Regions from separate parts of the Homo sapiens genome. Here region 1 is linked to region 2. Evidence: read pairs that join two places in POLR2A ChIA-PET (ENCODE). Cell type or tissue: Panc1. All regions are shown on one strand. Each heading gives the region's core, and the rest is flanking DNA. Links, peaks and the distances in the headings are about the cores only.

What was found. ChIA-PET counts read pairs that join two places held together with the same protein. Peaks named below come from ENCODE experiments on the same cell type or tissue, not always from the same donor. Only the 100,000 strongest peaks of a DNase experiment are listed, where the experiment ranks them.
Region 1: POLR2A ChIA-PET joins it to region 2 with 5 read pairs; 2 of 35 experiments call an interaction of 5 or more read pairs at or near these places.

Annotation. Positions count from the first base shown.
Region 1 is chr17:75,704,827-75,708,045 of GRCh38, reverse strand. It overlaps SAP30BP (SAP30 binding protein), which reads right to left. Exons shown (of 11, transcript NM_013260.8): 10 at 1,954-2,038; 11 at 1-1,706. The coding sequence ends at 1,525. Among named protein-coding and RNA genes, the nearest start is that of ITGB4, 15 kb to the left of the region's middle. RefSeq lists an enhancer at 456-1,655. In Panc1, for the core only: no CTCF peak of the experiment used is centred there; no DNase peak of the experiment used is centred there; H3K27ac peaks cover 1,660 bases.
Region 2 is chr17:75,373,137-75,377,061 of GRCh38, reverse strand. All of the region lies in intron 2 of GRB2 (growth factor receptor bound protein 2), which reads left to right. Among named protein-coding and RNA genes, the nearest start is that of GRB2, 31 kb to the left of the region's middle. In Panc1, for the core only: no CTCF peak of the experiment used is centred there; no DNase peak of the experiment used is centred there.

The DNA.
Region 1 (3,219 bases), core at 31-2,530, 330 kb before region 2:
CAGTTTATAAAGCTTTTGCATAAGTCACCTCTGGTTCTTCCCAACCATCTTACGACGCTTTATTACTGTGATTTCAGAGAAGAAACAGGCTTACAGAGGTTAAGGGCTTGAGACCACTCAACTGGTTTTAAGTGGAATCCAGACCAGAGGTGCCGGCTCCACGTCTACTGCCCTTTCCACGGTGCCATGCTGCCTCCCACAAAACATCCACAGTGCCCTTGGCCAATGAGGGGCCGCCATCGGAGGTCACAGGAAGCCTTTTCACAGTCCCTCTGGGGCATGAGTGGGGAGCAGCTCTTCTCCCCAGAGCTTTAAAGCCCCATCGAGGAAGGGGTGAGAACTGACCTCCTGAAGTGCCCGAGTGTGTGTGTACGGGGAGAGTGGACTCAATTTTTATTTTTGAAACCTCATGCACAGAGTTCCTTATATTCCCCAGGTCCCACAAGAGTACCAGGTGCCATTTCAGAACCACCTTTCTAAACCTCTGCCCACCCACTGAAAGCAACACGGCCCTTCACAGCCTGGCTTCCTTCTTTTGACACACAGCCCTTCCGCTCCAGTGGAGAATCGCCAAAGATCATGAAGGGTAAATAGTCTCCTCTGAACCCCTGGTCTGGGAAACCCGTTTCAACCCCGGGGGGAGCCCAGTGGCCACTGGTGCTGCCCAGGGGCTGCTGTGGGGCAGAGATAACACACAGAGGAAGGGTGGGGTGGCAGGAGCCCTCCCAGGAGCAGGGCTTGCCTGTAAACAATGAGCTGCCGCCTCGCCAAGGCAGGAGGTGATTCATCTCCCCCGCTGCTCAGCTCCTGCTGGCTGCGCTCACCGGGCACCAAAGGACTGGGGCAGCCCTGGCCAGGCGCTGACGCCTCCCCACTCTCTGCACAGGTCAGGATCTCACCCCAGCCCTTCTGGAAACTGGCTTGACTTCAAAAGCCTTCCTGGGTGTGTCCAAAAAGTGATCTGGTCTGGGGAGTGCTCAAGTGCACTCAAGGGAGCACAGCTCCACCATCACCCGAGAACTGGCTGGGTTTTGGGATCAAGGCGGCAGATGGGGCATACGTGGGGCTCGGGGACTCCCGCCTGTCCATGCCCAGAGGCATACACGGATAACAACGGTGACTTCTTGGGTCACCCCTCTGAACAGCGTCCCAGGCCTCCATCACCCTGTTGTCAACCCTGAGGCAATAGTCCCAACCAAGACTATTGAGTCTTGGGGGACATGTGAGCTGAAGCATTTGCCTGCAAACAGAATGCAGGAGAGGCCAGTGCATCTGAGATGCCAAGAGGTAAGAATACGGCACTTTTAATAGGCGGCAGACCCCAGGTGGTGCGTGGACAGACCCTGTCCACAGCGCCTGGCTCCCGTGCTGCCTGTCCTTCCATCTGGAATGCCAAACAGAAGCTCCTCTCAGGTGGCATCTGGGGAGTAGGTCCCAGTCCTGAAATATACAAAGTGGCGCCTCCCACTGGGCAGTGGTCACTGGGCTGCACGGTCCTTTCAAGTCCTAGGGTGGCCCCTCAGGTCACTGCTTGGCCTTCTTCACAATGGTGCCCACAGCAGAGATGACGGTGGTCTTGGAGCCGCTGGCGCTGGTGGTGACCGTGACAACAGCTGGCAGGGTGGCTGTGGTGGTGAGGATGGTGGGCTGGGCTATCGTTGTCACTGGGATAGCCGAATCCCACTTGCTCTTTCTCTTCTGAGCATCTGGAGATAAAGCAGAAATCAGGATCACGATCCACCAATGAGCGGTGCCCTCTTTCCCTTCCCCCTGCAGGCCAGCGGGAGTCTAGGGAGCAGACCCCGAAGTGGCCCACCCCAGACTCCAAAGGTGCTTCTCAAAGTAGCAAGGCTGAGCCCAGGCCCAGATCCACGTGCTGTCTGTCGCCCAAACAAGCCAGGGAGACCCTGGCTCCATGTGTGTGGCAGGAGGCAGGGCAGCTCTGCAATCTACCTGCAACAGCTGTGCTGGCAGTGGTAGTGGTGGTGGACGTGGCGTTGGTCGTGGTGCCTTTTTTGGTGCCCGTCACAAACTCAATCTGGAGAGGGAGAGGGAAGAGAATAAGACCAGGCAAAGCTGGGTGTCCACAGCTTTTTGCCATCCGTCAGCTCCTGGGGGACAGGAGCTTGGCACTACACAAAAGAGGCATTGGAAATGAACTCTGCTCTGCCCATCTGGGGTAGGGCGAGATGTCTAAGAAGAACCCAAAGGGGCTTTTCACTCTTAAAAGAACTTTCCAAACAGTACTGTATCCCTCCCGGCATCACCAGGTCTCTGCACATGCCCGGCACCCCCCGCCCACCGCCCCACCTCACATGCCCAGAACCGTTTGGCCAGGCCCCTCCTCCTCACACCCAGGAGGAGGCGGTGCCCGCCCGCACAGGGGAAGGACAGCTCCGGTCCCCAGGCGCTGCAGACACGTCCCTGCAACAAGCCTGGGGTTTGGAAGGGAGAGGGAAAGAGAGAGAAGGGAGATTCAATCAAGGGTTAAGAATGAGAAACCCCAACTATCCCCTTGCACCAGCTCCCACGTTCCTGGCCCAGCAGCCAGCACCTCCAGAGGGCCACCAGCATGCCCAGGCCCCACAGCCCCTCTGCTTGGGGTGAGGGAAGCGGTCTGGAGGCCGCAGCTGCTTGAGGATGGTCAGGCCGAGCCAGAAGTGGGAGGAGCTGGTGTCCTGATGCCCGGCTCTGAGACTGGTCACAAAGGGAACAAGGCCCAGAGATAACAGTTTGGTCTCCCAGCCAAACTGATGCTCCCTGAAGAACCCAGACCACACTGCCAGGGAACAAGTGGTGCTCAGGGCCCTAACGTGGGACCTAATAGGTAGCACCCAGGCGAGCCACTGAGGGCAGCTCTGGAGGCCAAGACACTCACCGAGCAGCGCAAGCTGGGCCTGGCACTCTCTTAGGGAACTATTTCCCTCCCTTCAGGCTACAAAGGGCCCCCATGACCCAAAACGGACAAAGCCCCCCAAGGCTCTGCAATTGGCGGGGAGGAAAGGGGGGCACAATGTAGCAAACAAGTCTCCGAGGGCAAAAGCAGCAGACGAGCGCCGTGAACCCAGCAGGTCTGCTCAGCACACAGGCCCTGCTGAGAGGCTCAGAGCATCGCCGGGTGATGACACGGGGCCAGGGTTGGGGGCAGCCTGGACACCTTCTGGGCTCAGCCAGCAGGACCCATGCACTCCACATGTGCCTTTTTCATCTAGGAGGTCT
Region 2 (3,925 bases), core at 832-3,331:
TATAGATGTGAGTCACTGGGCCCAGCTATGAAGGTCTGTCTTTATGTTTTTGAGACAGGGTCTGGCTCTCTTACCCAGGCTGGAGTGCAGAGGTACAATCATGGCTCAGTACAGCCCCAACATTCCAGGCTCAGTTGATCCTCCCACCCTAGTCTCTGGAACTACAGGTATCCACCACCATGCCCAACTAGTTTTTGTTTGTTTGTTTGTTTTGTTTTGTTTTGTAGGGATGGAGTCTCATTATGTTGCCCAGGCTTGTCTCAAACTTCTGGGATTAAGGGATCCTCTCACCTTGGCCTCCCAAAGTGCTGGGATTACAGATTACAGGTGTAAGCCACCTTGCCTGGCCTGTGAAAGGTTTTTAGGAAAGTTTAAAAGAAGGAAGGGTACTCCTCCTCATACCAGAGTTGTCTTTTCATTGGATGGTACAATATGTAAGTTATAATCGTTGGTTACAAATTATGTTATACAGGCTAAAAATGTCTATGTGCAAGACAATCAGTAGAAGTTCATGCTTCACTAATCTTTTTTTTTTTTTTTTGAAACAGAGTCTCCCTCTGTTGCCCAGGCTGAAATGCAGCAGTGCAGTCTCAGCTCACTGCAGCCTCCACCTCCCGCATTCAAGAGATTTTCTTGCCTCAGCCTCCTGAGTAGCTGGGATTACAGGAGCATGCCACCAGGTCGGGTTAAAAAATTTTTTTTTTTTTTTTTTTTTTTGAGACAGAGTCTCTGTCTGTCACCCAGGCTGGAGTGCAGTGGCACAATCTCGGCTCACTGCAACGTCTGCCTCCCAGGTTCAAGCAATTCTCCTGCCTCAGCCTCCCAAGTAGCTGGGACTATATAGGCGCATGCCGACACGCCTGGCTGATTTCTTGTATTTCAATAGAGATGGGGTTTAACCGTGTTGCCTAGGCTGGTCTCAAACTCCTGAGCTCAGCCAATCCGCCTGCCTTGGCCTCCCAAAGTGCTGGGATTACAGGCGTGAGCCACTGCGCTCATGCAGGCCCCGGTAATTTTTTTTTTTTTTTTTTTTTTCTGAGACGGAGTCTTGCTCTGTCGCCCAGGCTGGAGTGCAGTGGCGCAATCTTGGCTCACTGCAACCTCTGCCTCCTGGGTTCACGCCATTCTCCTGCCTCAGCCTCCCGAGTAGCTGGGACTACAGGCGCCCACCACCACGCCCGGCTAAATTTTTGTATTTTTAGTAGATACAGGGTTTCACCGTGTTAGCCAGGATGGTCTCGATCTCCTGACCTCGTGATCCACCTGCCTCTGCCTCCCAAAGTGTTGGGATTACAGGCTTGAGCCACTGCGCCCGGCCAGTCCCCAGTACTTTTTGTATATTTGTAGAGACGAGGTTTCACCATATTTGCCAAGATGGTCTCAAACTCCTAGCCTCAGTTAATCTGCCTGCCTCGGCCTCCCAAAGTGTTGGGATTACAGGTGTGAGCCACTGTGCCCGGCTGATTTCTATTTTCATTGTAGTTGTAGAACATACTTTGTATGATTTTAATACTTTCAGATTTATTGGGGCTTGTTTTATGGCCTACCATCTGGTTTGTCCTGAGAATGTTCTCCTGTGCGCTTGAGATAGATTTTTATTCTGCTGTTGTTGGGTAGAGTCTTCTATAGATGTTGTTAGATCTATTGGTTAATTACTTTCTCTCTTTTTTTTTTCCTGAAGATTGTGTTCAAATGGATTTAACTACCATGAAATTCATCATAATTCATAATCAGCAATTACAGGAAAGAATAATGTGAGCTTTTGTGGATTTGTATCCAGTTGAGAACATGAAAGATCAGCCATAGAATGTGATGTGATGATTGGCATAAGAAGTATAGTGATAGAATTATGTAGATCAGGCTAGCTGGCTCACATCTGTATTCCCAGCACTTTGGGAGGCTGAGGCAGGAATAGCCCTTAAAGCCAGCAGTTTGAGACCAGCCTGGGCAACACAGTGAGACCCCCCCGTCTACAAAAAAAAAACCAAAAATGTTTAAATTAGCCAATCGTGGTGGCACACATCTGCAGTCCCAGCTACTCAGGAGGCTCAGGCAGGAGGATGACTTGAGTTCAGGAGTTTGAGGATGCAGTGAGCCATGATCTCGCTACTGTACTATAAACCTGAGCGACTGAATGAGACCCCTTATCTCAAGAAAAAGAAACAGAATTATTTAAATGCATGAATCTGAATGCCGTGCAGAGAGTATATGCCATATAGAGTTATATGAGAATGTCATGATAGTAGTAGCTTTTTTTTTCTTCTTTTCTTGAGACAGAGTCTTGTTCTGTTGGCCAGGTTGGGAGTGCAGTGGCGTGATTGATCATGGCTCATTGCAGCCTCAATCTCCTGGGCTCCAGCGATCTTCCCACATCAGCTTCCCGAGTAGCTGGGACTACAGGCATGTGCCACCACACTCGGCTAGAGTGTGTGTGTTTGTGTGTGTGTGTGTGTGTGACTACAGGCATGTGCCACCACACTCGGCTAGTGTGTGTGTGTGTCAATAGGATTTTTCCATGTTGCCAGGCTAATCTCAAACTCCTGAGCTAAAGTGATCCACCCACCTTGGCCTCCCAAAATGCTGGGATTACAGGTGTCAGCTACTGTGCCCAGCCAAATGTAGCATTTTGAGGAATTCTTTTTTTTTTTTTTTTTTTTTGATATGGAGTCTTACTCTGTCTCCCAGGCTGGGGTGCAGTGGTGCGATCTCAGCTCACTGCAACCTCCGCCTCCCGGGTTCCAGCGATTCTCTTGCCTCAGCCTCCTGACTAGCTGGAATTATAGGCGCCCGCCACTACGTCTGGCTAATTTTTGTATTTTTAGTAGAGACGGTTTAACCATAATGGCCAGGCTGGTCTCAAACTCCTGACCTCAGATGATCCGCCTGCCTCGGCCTCCCAAAGTGCTAGGATTACAAGCATGAGCCTCTGCGCCTGGCCTTGATAAATTCTTAAGAATATCAGTACCTGGCAGGGCACGGTGGCTCACTCCTGTAATCCCAGCACTTTGGGAGGCTGAGGTGGGCGGATCGTGAGGTCAGGAGATTGAGACCATCCTGGCTAACACGGTGAAACCCTGTCTCTACTAAAAATGCAAAAAAAATTAGCCGGGCATGGTGGCGGGCGCCTGTAGTCCCAGCTACTCGGGAGGCTGAGGCAGGAGAATGGCATGAGCCTGGGAAGCGGAGCTTGCAGTGAGCCGAGATTGTGCCTGGGCGATAGAGCGAGACTCTGTCTCAAAAAAAAAAAAAAAAAAAAAAAAAAATACCAGTACCTTGATGAATTATAGCAACAAATTATTGAGTATCTCCTAAGCAAAGGGTACTGTGTTTAGTGCTAAGGTTGATACTAAGCAGAATTAAAGATGTGAAATTTAATAAATACCCTGTTTTAAGAGCTTTGCTAAAGATGTGTATGGAATGTTCTGAATGAAACAGACTTAGTAAGACATGAGTGTTGAAAAGTTTTCTCAGTTAATTTAGCAGCACTCAGGACTGCTTTGTCCATGCAGATACGGCTGACTTACTGGGGACTTTTGTTTCTAACATTAGCCAAGCTTACTGTCAACTCTGAAGAGATGTTGGAGTTGTCCTAGAACACTTAAACTTGGAAGTTAAATTGTCTTTCAATGTGTTTGGCAGAGTTATAAAAGTAGACATGAGCCATATTGATAGCGGCACGGCATATGAAGAGCTTCAGAATACTTATGACACTTCTTTGACGTTCTGTGAAAGGCTATAGATAAGTACCTCCAAACATCATGCCTCCAGCCTCACTCTTGCTTAAGGAAATACTCTGAAAGTAGATTTTCTTTCTTTTTTGAGACAGTCTCTCTGTCTCCCAGGCTGGAGTGCAGTGGCATGATCTTGGTTCACTGCAGCCTCCACCTCCTGGGTTCAACCGATTCTCCTTCTTCAGCCTCCCGAG